Regions from separate parts of the Homo sapiens genome. Here region 1 is linked to region 2. A link is an interaction called in ENCODE POLR2A ChIA-PET data of the cell type or tissue named here. Cell type or tissue: OCI-LY7. All regions are shown on one strand. Links, peaks and the distances in the headings refer to the core of each region. The heading gives the core; the rest is flanking DNA. Region 1 overlaps LINC01173 (long intergenic non-protein coding RNA 1173). Region 2 has its middle 76 kb from the start of ARL4C.

What was found. ChIA-PET counts read pairs that join two places held together with the same protein. Peaks named below come from ENCODE experiments on the same cell type or tissue, not always from the same donor. Only the 100,000 strongest peaks of a DNase experiment are listed, where the experiment ranks them.
Region 1: POLR2A ChIA-PET joins it to region 2 with 17 read pairs; 3 of 35 experiments call an interaction of 5 or more read pairs at or near these places.

What each region holds. Positions count from the first base shown.
Region 1 is chr2:234,705,016-234,713,602 of GRCh38, reverse strand. All of the region lies in intron 2 of LINC01173 (long intergenic non-protein coding RNA 1173), which reads right to left. Among named protein-coding and RNA genes, the nearest start is that of LINC01173, 27 kb to the right of the region's middle. RefSeq lists an enhancer at 2,593-3,174. In OCI-LY7, for the core only: no CTCF peak of the experiment used is centred there; no DNase peak of the experiment used is centred there.
Region 2 is chr2:234,568,306-234,576,892 of GRCh38, reverse strand. No RefSeq gene overlaps it. Among named protein-coding and RNA genes, the nearest start is that of ARL4C, 76 kb to the right of the region's middle. In OCI-LY7, for the core only: no CTCF peak of the experiment used is centred there; a DNase peak (open chromatin) is centred at 4,682; H3K27ac peaks cover 554 bases.

The sequences.
Region 1 (8,587 bases), core at 356-8,355, 140 kb before region 2:
TTTATTGTGTTTTAAAATTTGGTAATAGCTTTTCTACTGAAAGCAATTTTCGCTGACCTCAGGATGATGTTCTCTCTCTAGAACTGCCTTGTCTCTCTCATCATGTTGAAAGTAAAACTGTGTATGAAAAAAACGCTTTGGAAATAATTCTTTCCTTCTCCTTGGAGCAAGTCCACTTCTTAGGGGACATTGGTTCTAGTTCACCGTAATCGTGCCCTTCTCTTGAACTCCTTCATCTTTTATACATCCTTCACCTTTTTATACATTTTTTGTACTTCAACCTCACCCTCCACCCGCCCCCACCTGCCCATCATTCTTAGCCAGGAAGGGTGATGTTTGCTCAGAATGTGAACTTGAGGACATTTCTTTCAGAGATGACGTGGGCAAATCTTTAGTCTCAGGTGAAATAGAAGTCAGGAAGCTTGGGTTTGGATGGATAGGGAGGTTAGTCCCGTAAATTCACTGTTGCATCCATTTGCTTATTTTTTTCAGAGCCTTGGCTTGCTCTTCCCTCTTTCTGCAATGCTGTTCCCACAGGTGTCCATGGGACTCATTCCATTGTTTCATTCATTTCTCTGCTGCCCCAGCAACTTCTGTGAGCCTCATTCCCAACCATTTTACTTCATCTGCAGCCACGCTCCCCTATCCCCCAAGCCCTGCCTCCCTTACCTGCTTTCCTGTCCTTTCTGGGCTCATCTCCTCCTGACCTGGGATATATTGATCTCTTTATGGCCTCTATTAGAATGTAAACTTCCTTGGAGACTCTGACATTGGTTTATTCCCATATGCCCGGTGATTCAACCACTGTTTGTTCCTTTCTGGGCTCTCAAATATGTGTAAAATAAATGAATCCAGCCAACCCCCAAGTACCGGCTGTGTGCCAGTTTCTGAGTGAGCTCTGGAGATCCACTGGTGAGTGCATCAGACAGAGTCAGTGTGTCAGGTCCTAGGCCACAAAGGGAGAACTGGGCTCCCCAGAGAACTTTCTTTTCCCTGTGTGGGGTGCAGGCTCCATTCACTGGAGCATCACCATTTCTGTCTCAGGGATCCTGGGAGCCAACACCAGTCTGCTTGGTGTGACCCTGGAGCCCTTGCTGTGGTCAGTAGGTCATCCCTGTTGATCAGACACTGTCTTGCCCTCGTGCTCAGCTCCTGCCGCTGTGTCTTTGCAGATTTGAGTATATTCTGTCCAATACTGTCCAGGAGTGCTGCACTCTCACATGTGTGGAATCAGAGTGGCTGGGATACCTCCAACCCACTTCTATCCATACAGATAGTCCCCAACTTAATGAGGGTTTGGCTGAATGATTTTTCAACTTTACCATGGTACAACAGTGTTACACATTTGGTAGAAGCCCATACAAGTATTCTACTTTTCACTTTCAGTACAGTATTCAAGAAATTACATAAAATATTCAATACTTTATTGTAAAATGGGCTTTGTGTGAGATGATTTTGCCCTACTGTCAGTCGGCTAAGGTAAGCGTCCTGAGCACGTTTAAGGGAGGCTAGGTGAAGTGATAGTGTTCGTTGTTAGATTAGGTGCATTAAGTGTGTTTTTGACTTAGGATATTTTCAGCTTACGATGGGTTTATCAGGATGAACCCCCTCATAACTCAAGGATCATCTGACATCCCTCTAGGTTCGCAGATATGTACTGTTCCTGTTTTTCAGCCCATGTATTTTTCATATGCCTAAGTCTTTTCATTGTTAATCATTTACTGGGAATTTTGAAGGAAAGGGAAATTCAGAAATTGACTCAAGTCACCTTAAAAATTGTTTATTGTGATCATTAATGGTGATTAATAGACATGTTTTTCTTACATTTTTATTAAAATAACTTCAGTCAACTGCTACTTTTGTGTCTTCTCCCCTTCCTTCTTTTTAAAGTCAAAAAGTCTATCTCATATACCATATTTTTAATTATTCAAAAGACACATTTTTTCACCTTCCGATATCTTCGAAATTGGGATGCATACTACAGTTGACAGCTTCCTACAGTCTCTGTTGGCCCAACAACAATTAGGATATTATTGACATTGAGGACTAATTTGTGAGGTGCAATTGTAATCATTTCCAGCATTAAAAAAATGCTGTGTCATCAACATGAACATCAATGACACTGATGTTCACCTGAAATTTGAAAAGAAATCCACAAGTTTCAGACTTTAAATGTAAAAAAGCTTTAGGAATACCTTGACTAAATTATGTCACTTATATGACAGATTTGTCTATATTTTAATCTAAAATAATTCTTTCAATAAAATAAAAGTTCTAAGGTACTAGAAATCATTGCATTATAGTTTAATTGGCAGGCTTTTTCTTTCTTTTGTAGTGGTGCACGAAATAATAGTGCATCTTATAACTTTTGCTATCTTAGGTTTCATGAAATACATGACACGTCACCATGAAATATATTCACAGAGATGTTAATAATTTCTTCCCTGCTTTTTTCTTTACACAGTCCTCTACTTCGTTCCAATCTATTTATCGAAGAAATAACAAAGTTCATGTTGAGAGATCCATTTTATAACTTTTACTTGTATAACTTTACTTATTTGCTTGTTTGTTCTGTTGGGAAATGCCAGGTTTCTAGATCAGAGATAGATTTTTAATTGCTCACATAGCCATCATTGCACCAGTCCCCATGCATCCATCCCCCTCAGAGTGACAAACCGAGATCCAGATGTAGGAATTTGGGCCACCGGAGAGGAGTATAAATTCTGGAGCTTACATAAAAGCTGCTGACATAGCTGCTCCTCCTCTTCTCACCCCAGGTAGAGAAAGAGAAAGAGCTTTTGCTCTGAAATGTAAACAAAGGCTCTCTGGGGAGAGAACGAGAAGGTCTCTAGGTCCATCAACCATTGGAATATAAATACCCATCGCTAGGGGAGATGCTGCTGCCAATCTCTCCAGAAGTTACTACTTTAACTTCCAAGGTTTGTTGCCACTCAAACGTCCTTTAACCCAGGTTGCCAGCACCTTTTGCTCAGAAAGCAGTGACCATGTAAACATGGAAATACGATTTGTTTCCCCCAAATCATGCTGATTTATGCTAATATCTAAAGAAGAGTCCTGTGGATTGGGAGGTTGGGGGAGGCAAACAGCAAATTTTAACAACTGCTTGATGAAGTGGGAGAGAGAACGTCAAAATCTCCAGAAGTCCTTATTGAGAGGGCCCTGTATTTGTTCAGAGGGATTGCATTGATACAGTGAGTGGAGGTAGAAGTTAATTTCTTAGAGGAACTGGGTATGGACTAAAGGATAGGGCCAGAATCAAGTGGGGAATATTTTGACTGTACTAGAAGGAAAGGAGTCAGAAAATAGAAGGAAGCAGCGTCAACACAGGCAAGCTGGTGCAAGTGTATTTGTGTGGTGAGTGATATGACTGTTTCTTTGACAAACAAAATCTTCAGTGCGAGTTTAACAAAAATCACAAAATACTTGATGTGAATGGATTTCCTGTGGACCCTACTGAAGGGGAGAGTTCTGTGTCTCAGCATCCACTAGTGACAGCCCACGAGGTGGCAGGAGCACAGAAGGGAGAGGAGTGAGGCTATGGAGACCCAGGCATCATGGTGGGGGCTTCCACCTGCCACAGGCTGTGGAACTGGGGTTTTGGTGAAGTTCAACCAAGTCTCCCAGGGTTACATTGAATGAGTCCATTTTTATAGAATTGGGACAATGGTTGATTTTCTGTCTCGTGCTTTGTGACACTACTTTTCTGGGTCCTATCTGTCAACAGTCAAGGGGCAGTGAGTCCAGGGTTATGGATCTAAGCTCTTTACAAGCCATTGGTCATTCTCAGCTTCATGGACATAGGTTATACCTCTGCCTCCAGCCATCCTACATCCCGGTCCTGCTGTTCTTTTTTTTTTTTTTTTTTTTAATGGAGGTGGAATCTCACTCTGTCACCCAGGCTGGAGTGCAATGGCGCGATCTCGGCTCACTACAACCTCCACCTCCCAGGTTCAAACAATTCTCCTGCCTCAGCCTCCCAAGTAGCTGGGATTACAGGCACCTGCCACCACATCCAGCTAATTTTTGTATTTTTAGTAGAGATGGGGTTTCACTATGGTGGCCAGCCTAATCTCGAACTCCTGGCCTCATGTGATTCTCCCACCTCAACCTCCCAAAGTGCTAGGATTACAGGTGTGACCCACCGCGCCCAGCCCTGCTGTTCTTAAGGCTGGAAAAACAACTCCAAGCTCATATTCTATCAATAATGGCTGGGGAAATTTTTCTTTGTGGCTAAAATCTGTGTGCATCAGCTTTGCATTCACTTATTCATTCATTCATTCAACCCATAAGTACTTTATGTCCCAGTCCCCAATTAGCTTACATCTGGAGAAGGAGCTATTAATAGATTAATACATGTAAAATTATGGCCTAGAGGTCCCGGCATAGTAACACCATCACAGAGGCATGCACAATGCACAGTAAAGGAGAGCGTGGCTGTTTCTGCTTGGAGCCTTGGGCAAGACTCCCCATTAAAAGTGTTATAGGCAGGCGAGGCATGGAAGGATTGGCTGTATGATGTATGCCAATAGAAGAGGTGCAGATCAGCATTCTAGATCAAAGGGAAACATGAGACAGGACAGTACAAGGGCAAATTGAAAGCTCACTGTCAGGGGAATGTAGAGATGTGAGTTGGAATGTCAAAGAGACGGGCTCTCACTCCCATCTCTGCAGGGCTTTACTATAAAGATTAGTAGCAATGGTCTTTATGCTCATGACCAAGGCGGGCCATAAGCCTGCTGTTGATGAAGTGCCCTAGTGTACATGGTGGGAAGCTTAATGCCTGGGGCAGAACCAGGCTGGTCTTTCTCTACTGCATTCCCTGGTTCTGGCACAGGGTCTCACAGAGACTCAGTGTTCAATGAATATTTATTGATTGAAACAAATGAATCCTTTGGTAGTCTGACTCCATGTATTTAGCAATTGTAACATTTATGCTAGCCAAATCAGTGTCCTGGTACCACTTGCTATTCTTGAATATGATATAAAAATTTCTGTTGAGTCCCTGGTGCATACAATAAGGTAAGTTTCCAAATTTAGAATTGCATAATCATTTTTACACAACTTAAGAGGCAGATGCGAGAAGAATCCATGTAATGTGCTGAACATCATGCAGCTGCGCAATTGCTTTGGACTTTCTGTTTTATAGAGACAACGGCTTTCCCTGAATTTCTGAAGGAATGCACATTTTCTTGCCTAAGAGCTAGCAGCGAGTGGCTGCCGTGACAGTTTTAGCAACTGAATGCATCCTGGGCTGAATCTCGAGATTTGGTGGATAATAGACTGGTGGCCTGCTGTGCACTGTTGCAATGCCGAGCATTCACCCATACAGCCCCTCACGGGAATCACTTGATGGCTGGCATTACTGGGAGCTGTCTCGCCTAACAGCAGCTTCATAGAATGTATTCCCATCACTCTTAAGAGAAATGTCTGGGGGGAAGAGGGGAGAGCTGCAGGCTAAAGCTGCGGGGCTGTTTCTAACAAAAATATGTCTAAGATATATATATATATGCACCTAGATGGATAAGTGTAGCAGACAGCCACCCACCTGCTGTGGTTCTAGAGTGACTGTCCCCAGCCCCCAGAGGACAACTGCACTTGCTTTGCTTTTGGAAATTCTCTATTGTGCTCATGCCTTTTATTCTATAAGCAGAGTTAGGGCTTAAAATGTAAATGCCATCTGACCCAGTAATTTCACTCCAAGGCAAATAACAAAGGTTGATATCAAAAGACATTCCCTGCAAGATCATTTAAAATGGAAAAATATGCAAGGTACTCAAATGCCCAGTAAGGAGAAGCAAATCATATATGTGCAGCAAACGTAAGAGGTTTCCCAAAATTTAACATGTAAAGATATTCATAATATATTCTTAAGTGACATGAAGCAAAAATAATATAAAATTGTGCTGATGGAAAGTTTACAATTATGTAATGTGTACAAACATACAGGCACATGCGTGCACACACATAAACATACACACACACATTCACATGCACAGCCTGGTTCTAAGACTACATCAAGGTTGCTGTCCAGTCCCACTACTGGGTATGTATCCAAAGACAGTGAAATCAACACGTTGAGGAGATATCTTCACTCTTATGTTCATTGCAGTGTCATTCACAATAGCTGAGATATGAAAACAAACTAAATGTATGTTGATGTACCACTAAATGTGGTATATATACGTCATGGAATACTATTCACAAATGTTGTCATTTGTGACAACATGGATGAACCGGGAGGACATTATGTTAAGTGATATAAGCCAGGCACAGAAAGACAAATACTGCATGATCTCACTTAATATGTGGAATCTGAAAAAGCCAAACTCACAGAGGTAGAGACCAGGGGCTGGGTGTGGGTGGGTATGGAGAGGCTGCTCAAAGGGCACAAAGTTTCAGCACGGGATAAGCTTTTGCGATCCATTGCATAGCACGGTGACTATAGTTAATAATGCAATGTGCATTTCAAAGTTGTTCAAAGATTTTTTTTTTTTTTTTTTGAAGACAGGGTCTCACTCTGTTACCCAGGCTGGAATGCAGTGGTGCAATCTCGGCTCACTGCACCTTCAACCTCCTGGGCTCAAGCAATCCTCCCACCTCAGCCTCCTGAGTAGTTGGGACTACAACTGCACACCACCACACCCGGCTAATTTTTGTATTCTTTTGTAGAGGTGGGGTTTCACTGTGTTGCCCAGGCTGGTCTTGAACTCCTGGGTTTAAGTGACCCTCCCTTCTTGGCCTCCTGAAGTGTTGGAATTACAGGCATGAGCCACTGTGCCCAGCCAAGAACAGATTTTAAATGTTTCACAACAACAAAATAAGTATGTGAAGTGATATGTTAATTAGCTGGATTAATTCATTCCATAATGTATATATAATCAAAACATTACATTGTACCCTATAAATATATATAATTATTATTTGTCAATTAAGAATATATTTAAAAAGAAGTAAAGAGATTGACTGTGGAGCTGGTGGCATCCCTGCCCCCTACCCCAACACCCCACTTCTCAAGTATGTGTCTCCTTTCCTGAGTAACTGGCAAGGCCTTTGAAGGGGGAACTGGGGAGGGAGGAGTGCAAGGTAAAATTTATGAGACTATTTTTCCAAAGACAGATGACAAAATTCAAAATAAATTGGGACAAGGGATGTTTTTTCCCTCTCCTGCAGAACTATAGACTTGGGCCATGATTGAGTAGGGCCTGAAGAAAGCACAGTTCTGCTTGGCCCTTGCCGGTTTGGGGCTGCTATAGGGGCTCTTTGGTGAAGGGGGGTGATGTCTTCTTGGATGGCAGTGGCCGTGGTGCTGAGGAGTGTTGCTTGTGCCCTAGAAATCACAAGATGACTGGTGTGAAAGTCACTTCTTCCCCTGTGTGAGAGCCCCTTGTGGATGCCCAAAATCAACTGGGGAGAATGGGAGAGTGAGAGTAAATGAGCGAGGAGAATTGGGGAACAAATAGTGCTGGTACCTCCTGAGAACCCATGTACAAGGAGGACCCAGCGATGTTTGAGAGGCCTGTTTAGACCAAAGGCTACAAGAAAGTGCATCAACATGTAAAGAAAGATGATCTTCTTACTTTGGGAGTATCCATCCTTTTAATTTTTTTCTTATACTTTTCATATATTTAAGTTTTTGAAAGTAAGCATGTGTATTAGTCCATTCTTGCATTGCTATAAAGAAATATCTGAGACTGATCCTGGCTAACACGGTGAAACCTCATCTCTACTAAAAATACAAAAAATTAGCCGGGCATGGTGGTGGGCGCCTGTAGTCCCAGCTACTCAGGAGGCTGAGACAGGAGAATGGCGTGAACCCAGGAGACGGAGCTTGCAGTGAGCCGAGATGGCACCACTGCACTCCAGCCTGGGGGACAGAGCAAGACTCTGTCTCACACACAAAAAAAAGAAAAAAAAATATATATATATATATATCTGAGACTGGGTAATTTATAAAGAAAAGAAGTTTAATTGGCTCATGGTTCTGCAGGCTGTACGGGAAGCATAGTGTCTTCTAGTGAGGCCTCAGGAAACTTACAATCATGGCGGAAGGCAAAGGGGAAGCAGGCACGTCTCACATAGCTAGAGCAGGAGGAAGAGGAGAGGGGAGAGGTGCCACACACATTTAAGTGACCAGATCTCTCACTTGCATTAATTACCACTTTCAGATACGTAACTTCCTAGAAGAGAAGGCAAGAGGGCAGGCAGAGGTGAGTAATGGTGGAAATAATGCTAATTTACCCGGGATGATGTCATCTGTGGTTCTGGCTAGGGCCAAGTGAGTATGACAGCATAGATGAGTAGGTGTGTGGCTGAAGCTTTGTACCAGGCTCACCTCTGTCTTGTTCTCAGGTCCCCAGTACTGTTGAGACCGCAGGGTGGAAGCTGTAGAGTGGTCAGCATTTGGATGCCACATACTGCAATCACCCCTGGTTGTAGATGGGAAAATGAGGCATGGCCTGTATGCTGACTGTCTCACAGCTGCTCAGCAACTAGCGGCTCCACATTCTCTTCCTCCTATCTCACCCTGAACAGGCTGCCTCAATTTTTCACACTGAAATCCAATCAT
Region 2 (8,587 bases), core at 104-8,103:
TGCTCCTGGCAGTGAGAACAAGGTGCTTGAGGTGAGGTGGATTCACGAGGAAGGCTGCCTAGACAGACCTCTTTTTTCCTTTTACTGAGAAGAAAGGACAGCTTTAGGCACATGTTGGGCTTGATTCCTCACCGTAGTTACTGGAATCACATAACTTTGGAATTGAGGACCTCCTACTGCTACTACTTCGAGCTATCTTTATTTTGTGTCATGTGCCAACTAAAAGGGCAAGTTGAGTATAATATTCATCTCTGCAGTATTTTTAGCCTCCCTGGACCAATACCCACCCTTCTTATTGTCTGGTAGCTCTCTTTTTTCCAGCCTCTCTCTTAACTCTGAGAAAGGATAATTAGAATTTACGTAACTATTGCTAAGTGGATTTCTCAAGCTAGACTTTTTCTCTTTGAGATGTAAGATTACTGTTGGGGGAAAAACTGGCCCTTTTTAAGATATGGATTTATTTATTCATTTATTTATTTTTGAGACAGGGTCTCGCTCTTTCACCCAGGCCGGAGTTCAGAGGTGCGATCTTGGCTTACTGCAACCTCCACCTCCTGGGTTCAACCGATTCTCTTGCCTCAGCCTCCTAAGTCGCTGGGACCACAGGTGCCCACCACAACGCCTGGCCAATTTTTTGTATTTTTAGTAGAGATGGAGTTTCGTTATGTTAGCCAGGCTGATCTTGAACTCCTGGCCTCAAGTAATCCACCCACTTTGGCCTCTCAAAGTGCTGGGATTACAGGCATGAGACATGCCTGGCCTGGCCCTTAATTTTTCTTCAGTATCAAATCTCTGACCACCAACTGCAATCGTGAGAAAGATCACAACAAGCTGATTTTAAAACAGTGTGATAGAGGTGAGGTTTAGAAATAGGGAAACTTCCTGGAATACCTTCTAAAAAAATCCAACACTCCTATCTCTATAGAGCTTTAATAAAAAGGATTAAGATGCATCATACAGATGAGGTGGTAGACAGTGAGACCAGAGGAGAATAAAAGACAAGGTAATGTGTTAATTACATCAGACACAGGAGATTGTAGGACCTCAGAATTGTTGCCTTAGGCAGAATTAGCATGTACATTTTGGCTTATAGGCTGCTAATATCTTTTCATTCTTGTTCCAAGACCCAGCCTCTCTCTCCAGGAAGGTCAGTAATTTTCAATGGAGCTCAGGGCTCTTCAAGGAGCTAAGGGAAGAAGACACCTACCCAGCCAATCAAATTACCTTCAGTGTGGACATGGGAAGCTACTCCTCCTATTGCTTCTTCTACTGTCTTAATGTTCCACTATTTTTCCCTGATCATTTTGTTTTCATTTGATAAATTTCCTTTAGTCACTCTTTAAAGGTAGCTCGGCTAATGATAAATTCTTTTAGTTTTCCTTAGGCTGAAGGGATCTTTATTTCCCCTTCATTCCTGAGGTATAGTTTTGCCAGATAAAGAATTCATGATTGACAGTTTGTTGTTGTTCAAAAATTGAACTGATTTGAAAAATGTGCCACGGGCCGGGTGCGGTGGCTCACGCCTGTAATCCCAACACTTTGGGAGGCCAAGGCGGGTGGATCACGAGGTCACGAGATCGAGACCATCCTGGTGAACACGGTGAAACCCTGTCTCTACTAAAAATACAAAAAATTAGCCGGGCGTGGTGGCGGACACCTGTAGTTCCAGCTACTAAGGGAGGCTGAGGCAGGAGAATGGCATGAACCTGGGAGGCGGAGGTTGCAGTGAGCCGAGACTGTGCCACTGCACTCCAGCCTGGGCAACAAAGCGAGACTCCATCTCAAAAAAAAAAAAAAAAAAGAAAAAAGAAAAATGTGCCACTTCCTCCTGGCCTCCAGGTTTCAGACGAGAAATCCACTGTCATTCAAATGGCTATTTGCCAACTGGTGCATCATTTCTCTTTGGCTGCTTTCAAGATATTTTTCTTCATCTTTAATTCTCAAAAGTTTAATTATGCTGTGTCTTGACATGTGTTTCTTTGGGTTTATCTTATGTGGGATTTTCTCAGCATCTTGAGGCTGCAGCTTTGTTTCTTTTTCCAAATTTAAGGAGTTTTCAGCTATCATTTCTTTAACTATTCTTCCACCTCTTCTTTCTTTTTGCTATTCTTCTGGGACTCTGATGATATGAATGTTGGCTTTTCTGTTATTGTCCCACAGGCCCTTGAGGCTCTGTTAATTTTTTTCTCAGTCTGTGTTTTCTCTGATATTCAGATTGGATGAATTCTATTGATCTGTCTTCCAGTTCACTGACTCTATCCTCTGTCAACTCCACTCTACTATTGAGCCCATCCAATAAATTTAAAATTTTTTAAAATTATTGCACTTTTCATTTCTATAATTTTTACTTGGTTCTTTTATTTTGTAACTTCTATTTCTTTGCTGAGATTTTCTGTTTTTCATTTGCTTCAAGAGAGTTTTTAGCTCATTGTTACAGTATTTTTATGGTAGTTTCTTTAACATCCCTGCCGGATTATTCCAACATCTGATTCATCTCAATGTTGCTATTGGTTGATTATTTTTTCTCATTCAACTTGTGGTTTTCTTGATTCTTGAAACGATAAATGATTTTCTACTGTATCCTGAACATGTCGTCTATTATGTCAGGAGTCTCTGGGTCCTATTTAAGTCTGTTATTTTAGAAGGCAGGCTTCCTGTTTCGGGTTAGCATGCAGGGTCTGGACTCCTTTTCTCAGCTGGGCACCAATGACAATTCAATTTTCAGAGCCTTTGCTGTGCTAATTCAGTCTACTTGGCTCATCTGGTGATGCTGGGGTTCCCATCGCTCCCTGTCGGTGCTGCCTGAGAATGCAAAAGCCATTTCCCCAGGCAGACCTCTAGGTGTCTGATACAGTTTAGCTGTGTCCCACCCAAATCTCATCTTGAATTGTAGCTCCCATAATTCCCACATGTTGTGGGAGGGACCTTGTGGGAGGTAATTGAATCATGGGGGCGTGTCTTTCCCATGCTGTTCTCATGATAGTGAATAAGTCTCCCGAAATCTGATGGTTATATAAAGGGGAGTTCCCCTGTACACACTCTCTCCTTGCCGTCCGCCATGATTGTGAGGCCTTCCCAGCCATGTGGAACTGTGAGTCCATTAAGTTTTCTTTGCAAATCACCCAGTCTCGGGTGTGTCTTCATTAGCAGTGTGGGAAGAGACTAATACAGTGTCCCGCAGCGAGGGAGGCATCTTTTAGACCTGTGGGGATGAAGACATGTCCTGGGCCATTTTATGCAGCTGTTCCCCTTTTTTTTGCCAGTCCCACCCGCTGCTCCTGTGTCTCACCACGAGGAGGGGAAGCTCAGGACCTGAGGGGAAGAACAGAGCTTCCCTAGACACTTATTGTGGGTGGGGCTCCCAAAGGACCCCCTTTCCAATAAGCATCAGGCTGTGATGTCATCAAAAGGACTCCTATCTGATTCCAGGGAGGAGTGAGTCTACCTGTGCTGCCTTCTGCTGCTAGCCAGGGGTGATAAAATGCCAAGTCACCTTCTCTGTTGAGAGTGGGATGTAAAAGGTCCTATTGCTGGGCTGTTCCTCTACTTCTTGGGTCCCAATTCAACTTACCGCCTTCTTACCATCTCTCAGAGTTCTCCATTGGTTGTCCCTTGAGTTATGTTCAGAATTTATAGTTGTGCTTAGCAAGGATGAAAGAAAGGAATTATGTTATGCCATCTTGTTTGGACAGAAGTTCTCAACATGTCTTTTTTTCTCAACTCAGAAAAATAGAGAATATCATCTTAATTGCCTAAGGCAAGTCCATAATTTTCCTATGACTGCAACTTGGTCTCCCACATAAGAGGGGAGGAGGAAAGACCTCTGAAACACTTTTAGTGCAATAAACCTTAGCACAGAAGATTTGTAGAGGAGAGGATAAAGTTTGAACTTGCCAGACCTCCAGAAGAGAGAGAGGTATTGAATGCTGGCTCTGAAAATATTACGAAAACACGTTGCTGATAAGATGGAGCTAAGTTTATTCCTATCAGAGTCAGAGAAAGCACCTGCTAGCAGAGCCTCCTAGCATTTCAGAGTGGTGAGGGCAAAGTAGAATGTTTATGAGAGTGTGGAATATTATTGGCATGTGGTTTAAGGAGCGTCTCTTGCCATGCAGGGGAAATAATTTTGGTTCTCAGTGGGAAAGGGACCGTATATGGAGTTTGGGAACCTCTGGGTTCCTAACCCATCCAGATTCTTTATCTCAGAACAAGCTTGGGGTCTGGGAGGAAGCTGTGCATGTGACCCTAGACAGACTCTGAACAGACATCATTTCTGTGCCCCCACCCAGGGAATGGCCAGAAAGTTTAGAAGGCCCAACTGGCACCGCTTTCTGGGAGAGGATCTTTCCCAGGTCAGTCGTTCATCCACCCTCAGTGCATCCCCTCATGGTTGGTGCGGGAAATGGGGGTATATAAGCTGGGGCTTGGGAGACTCCAGCATCCTGCTGTGAGGAGGCACTAGGCCTGCCAGCACCCCCTCAGCTCATAGCGGAGGAGAGCGGGCACCCCTGGCAACCATGCAACCATCCCCAGCAGCCACGTGGGGCATGTGTCTTTGATGGGAGTATATCACTGAGTATAAACTATATTCCCATTGTTATAATAAGTTCCTGTCATTTGTGGAGCCTGCCAAGCTGTGTTTCCACTTCCTCCAACCCTCGTCTTCAGCTCCACCTTTCTCTCTACCCCTACTCAACTTCCTCAAATCAGTTCCTCTTTAGGGCATGCAGACTAAAACTCAGGTTTACATTTGAGATAACTTTGGGTATGTATAGGGGAGGTTGACAGAGTGCAAAATTAAACACAAGATAACTGGAAAATATTCATACTGAGAAATTCAAAGCTCTTTCAAACTCATCTCCTTGATCCTCACTTTGAAGAAGGAAAGGAAGAGGTGAAGCGACTTTCCTAAAGGCACGGATGAGAGGGACAAAGTTGCTTTTTTCATGGGAGAATTCACTTTCCTTTATACCACTCTGTACACACCACTCCCCCATCCAACAATTACACAGACAGAGAAGAGGAACAAGAAGAGGCCCCAGTGAATGAAAAATAGTTCACTGATGTGTCATGACAAGGAAGGTGCAAAGCTCTAGCCTGGGCTCCTTACACATGTTGCATTCCATGTCATTTACATACACCCTGTGTTATGCTGCCTCTCTGCAGAATTAGAAGCCGTCAACATAGCTACGAACCCAGCAGATTATATTGGTGGCGGCTTTGCATACATTGCTGATGGGGGAGGAGTTCTAGGAAAGCATAAAGCATAGAGGCCTTTGCATAGCTTTTATTTGTAAGGCAAACATTCCTGCAGTACTTGCTATGAAGGCTCTAAATGGACAACATATTAAAGATCATGCATACGTGCTTACAGCAACAGGTTTCTGAGTGTTGGTGAAAATTTTACTATCTCAAGGCTCTTAAAGCTGCATCTCATCAGCCTACCCCTAACCCAGTGCTTGAATATACATCTCTGCCAAGTGGCCATTCAGTCTGTTCTTAAACACCTTCAGTTATAGTCAAATCATTTTCTCCCTAAAGATCTCATGCCTTTCCAGGATGGCCTTTTATTGGAAAGTGCTTCCTTCTCTAGAAGCAAAGCATGACTCCCTGTGTTGTTCCAGGGACAGGCTCACTGCAGCGCTCCTGGAAACTCTAACACAAGTCAAATCCCTTTCCCCTATGGCAGCCCTTCAAATAAATTTTCAAGACTATCATTCTGCAACAGTTTCCCATATAGCACAGACTTGATTTATCCATTCTTCAGAATGTCTTCCTCTGAATGCTCTTTGTCATGTCTGGACGTCTTACAGAGAGTACCGTCCATGGGAGGCAGAACACTACCTGTCCAGGGTAGCCTAGAGCAGGCACCCTCACTCTAGCCATGGGACTCACCTGCTTCTATGAGGTTCCTGTGGTTTTTTCTGGGTTCTCTGTTGGTAAGGACCTTCTTCCTTTCTAGACCCCCTTATCTTCTCCTCTCAAAGCCCTTATTAAAATGCTCTGTACTTGTTTGATTTGCTGTCTCTTTCCTTAGATTGTGAGCCCTTTGAGGAAAAGAACATCAATCTAGCCTATTGGAATGACTCCTCTTGGTTTCAGAGGGAAATGGTGTAAAAGTTTGCATTCAGTCAACGTGTATGTGTAGGCAGTTGCTTGGCAGAATGGTTATTTGAACTATTCGCCAGTGGCTCGAGATTTTATCTCTGGTAAATGAGGGACTTCATCATCAACTGCATGGAATTTTCTCTGGAACAATGAGCTTTCCACCCAAGCGGTCCTGGGCAAATCCCATCACCCTCTCCTTTTTCGTAAGCTTCTGAATTGCTCATTAAAGGGCACTGTCTGGGTTTTAATAGTATTTGGCCCATCACTAGCGCTAACACTAGATATCCATTGGTTTTGTCTGCCCGACATCGCTTCTCCTTTCTTTTGGTAGAGGAAAGTGTCTTCCCGTGGGGAACCCATTTCCTGTGGTTTGGGTGGGCTGGCTGTCATCCCATCCTGTTACAATGGTGGGACAAACCCCAGGCCTGACAATCAGAGCACCCCATTGCTCTGGCTGGAGTGATTGGCTTAGGGACAGGCATCCCACTCATGCTTGACTAGTGACATTCTTCCCCAAGACCTTCCCAGCAGATCTGTAGAGATAAGTGCTTTCTTTCTGCCTCTCAGGGTCAGACCTCTAAACTAATAGGACATGAGTCTGGGGCCTCCGGAAGCCACATGAAGACACTGGCAGAGAAATGGAGAGAGAAACAGAAATGTTATGATTTATTTTTAGGCCATGACCAGACTTTTTGATCACATAAACCGATAAATTGTCTTTTTGTGTCTCAGCTGATTTAAGTTAGTTCCTGTGACCAGAAACTGAGAAAGTTTCTCAATAGTGCAGCAAATGGAACCGTGGAACCACTGAAGAGGAGCAGCAGAAACTTCACAGCTCTTGGGTGGCAGCAGACTCAGATTTACTGAAGCAAGAAAGGGAAGACAGCAGCAGGAGGCTTGACAGCTAGCTAAATAGTTAGCCATGGAAAGAGCAGAAGAAGGAAGCTCAAGAAATCTCAGCAACAAACACTCATGGACTTTTTTCTAAAAATGGAAATTTAAAACTTTCTCGACCATGACCCACAAGAAATACATTTTACACGTTGCATCCAGGACATAGCAATATGCCTGTGAGCCACTTTGTGGTTGAAGGTTTCCATGTTGAGCTAGTTTCAGGAACATTGCCTCCTGTGTTCTCCTTTTGGAGATTCACCCATGGATTTACTGTATCAAAGTCTCTGAGAAATCTTATTCTAGCAATCCTGTTTCATGCACTATTTCTTAAATGTATTTGGTAGCAGTTAACTTGTTATTGCAAAAACAAAAATTATTGACTCCCTATTTTGTGCTAAATACTGGGCTCTGCACTGGTGAAACAGAAGAAAGCCATACACAGCCTGCCCTCACAACGCCTCCAGTCTCAGAGAATACTTAGTAATCCCTCATGATCTACACCTTGGAAAACACTGATTTAGTTTACTCCAATCCCCACTCCTGCATGCAGAATCTGGCCACTCTAGGCTTCGGTCTAGTTCAGCATATACTGCCTCTAGGCACAGATGACTGTGGACAGTTGAACAGGGTATGGGGGGAAGCATCATTGACACGATTGTCTATGTAAATGGCTCCTTTAGGGTTGTGCAGTGCCCAACACGCGCCATTGTCCTCAGTGTCTCTGCTTAGGGCTGATTTCTGGGTTATGCATTACTACTCAAGGCACAGACCCCACGTAACCCCACCTTGGTGGCAAGGTTTCCATCCTGAGTCACTCTTTCTTGTTCCAACTTTTTCCTTTGAATATGTTCAGACCTACAGAGAAGTTTAAAAATAATATAATGGGCTGAGGTAGGCGGATCATGAGGTCAGGAGATCGAGACCAGCCTGGCTAACATGGTGAAACCTCACCTCTACTAAAAATACAAAAAATTAGCCAGGCGTGGTGGCCCGTGCCTGTAGTCCTAGCTACTCAGGAGGCTGAAGCAGGAGAATCGCTTGAACCCGGGAGGCGGAGGTTGCAGTGAGCTGAGATCGCACCACTGCACTCCAGCCGGGGTGACAGAGTGAGACTCTGTTCAAAATAATAATAAGAAGAATAATAAAATGAACATTGCATCTTAGATTCACCAATTGTTAACATTTTGCCACATATGCATTTGACATTTGTGTGCATACACACATATGTGTGCACAGAGACAAAATATATTTATTGATGAATCATTTGAAAGTAAGTTGCAGACATTGTGATCTTTATCCCTAAGTATGCACCAGTCTCCAGTGAATAAGCGCCATCCACATGACCCCAGTACAATGATCCCACGTAAGGAGACTAACAAGAATCCCATGAAATCATCTGAAAGCCACTCCATGTTCAAGTCCCCATTGTCCCAAAAATATTTTACAGTGTTTTTTTAAATCAAGCATTGTATTTGGCTGCTATTCATCTCTATTTTAGAAAATCAAGAATAGCCACCTCATCTTTTGCTTTTCATACTGTTGACCTATTTAGAGGGTCCAGACCAGCTGTCATGAAGACGGCCTT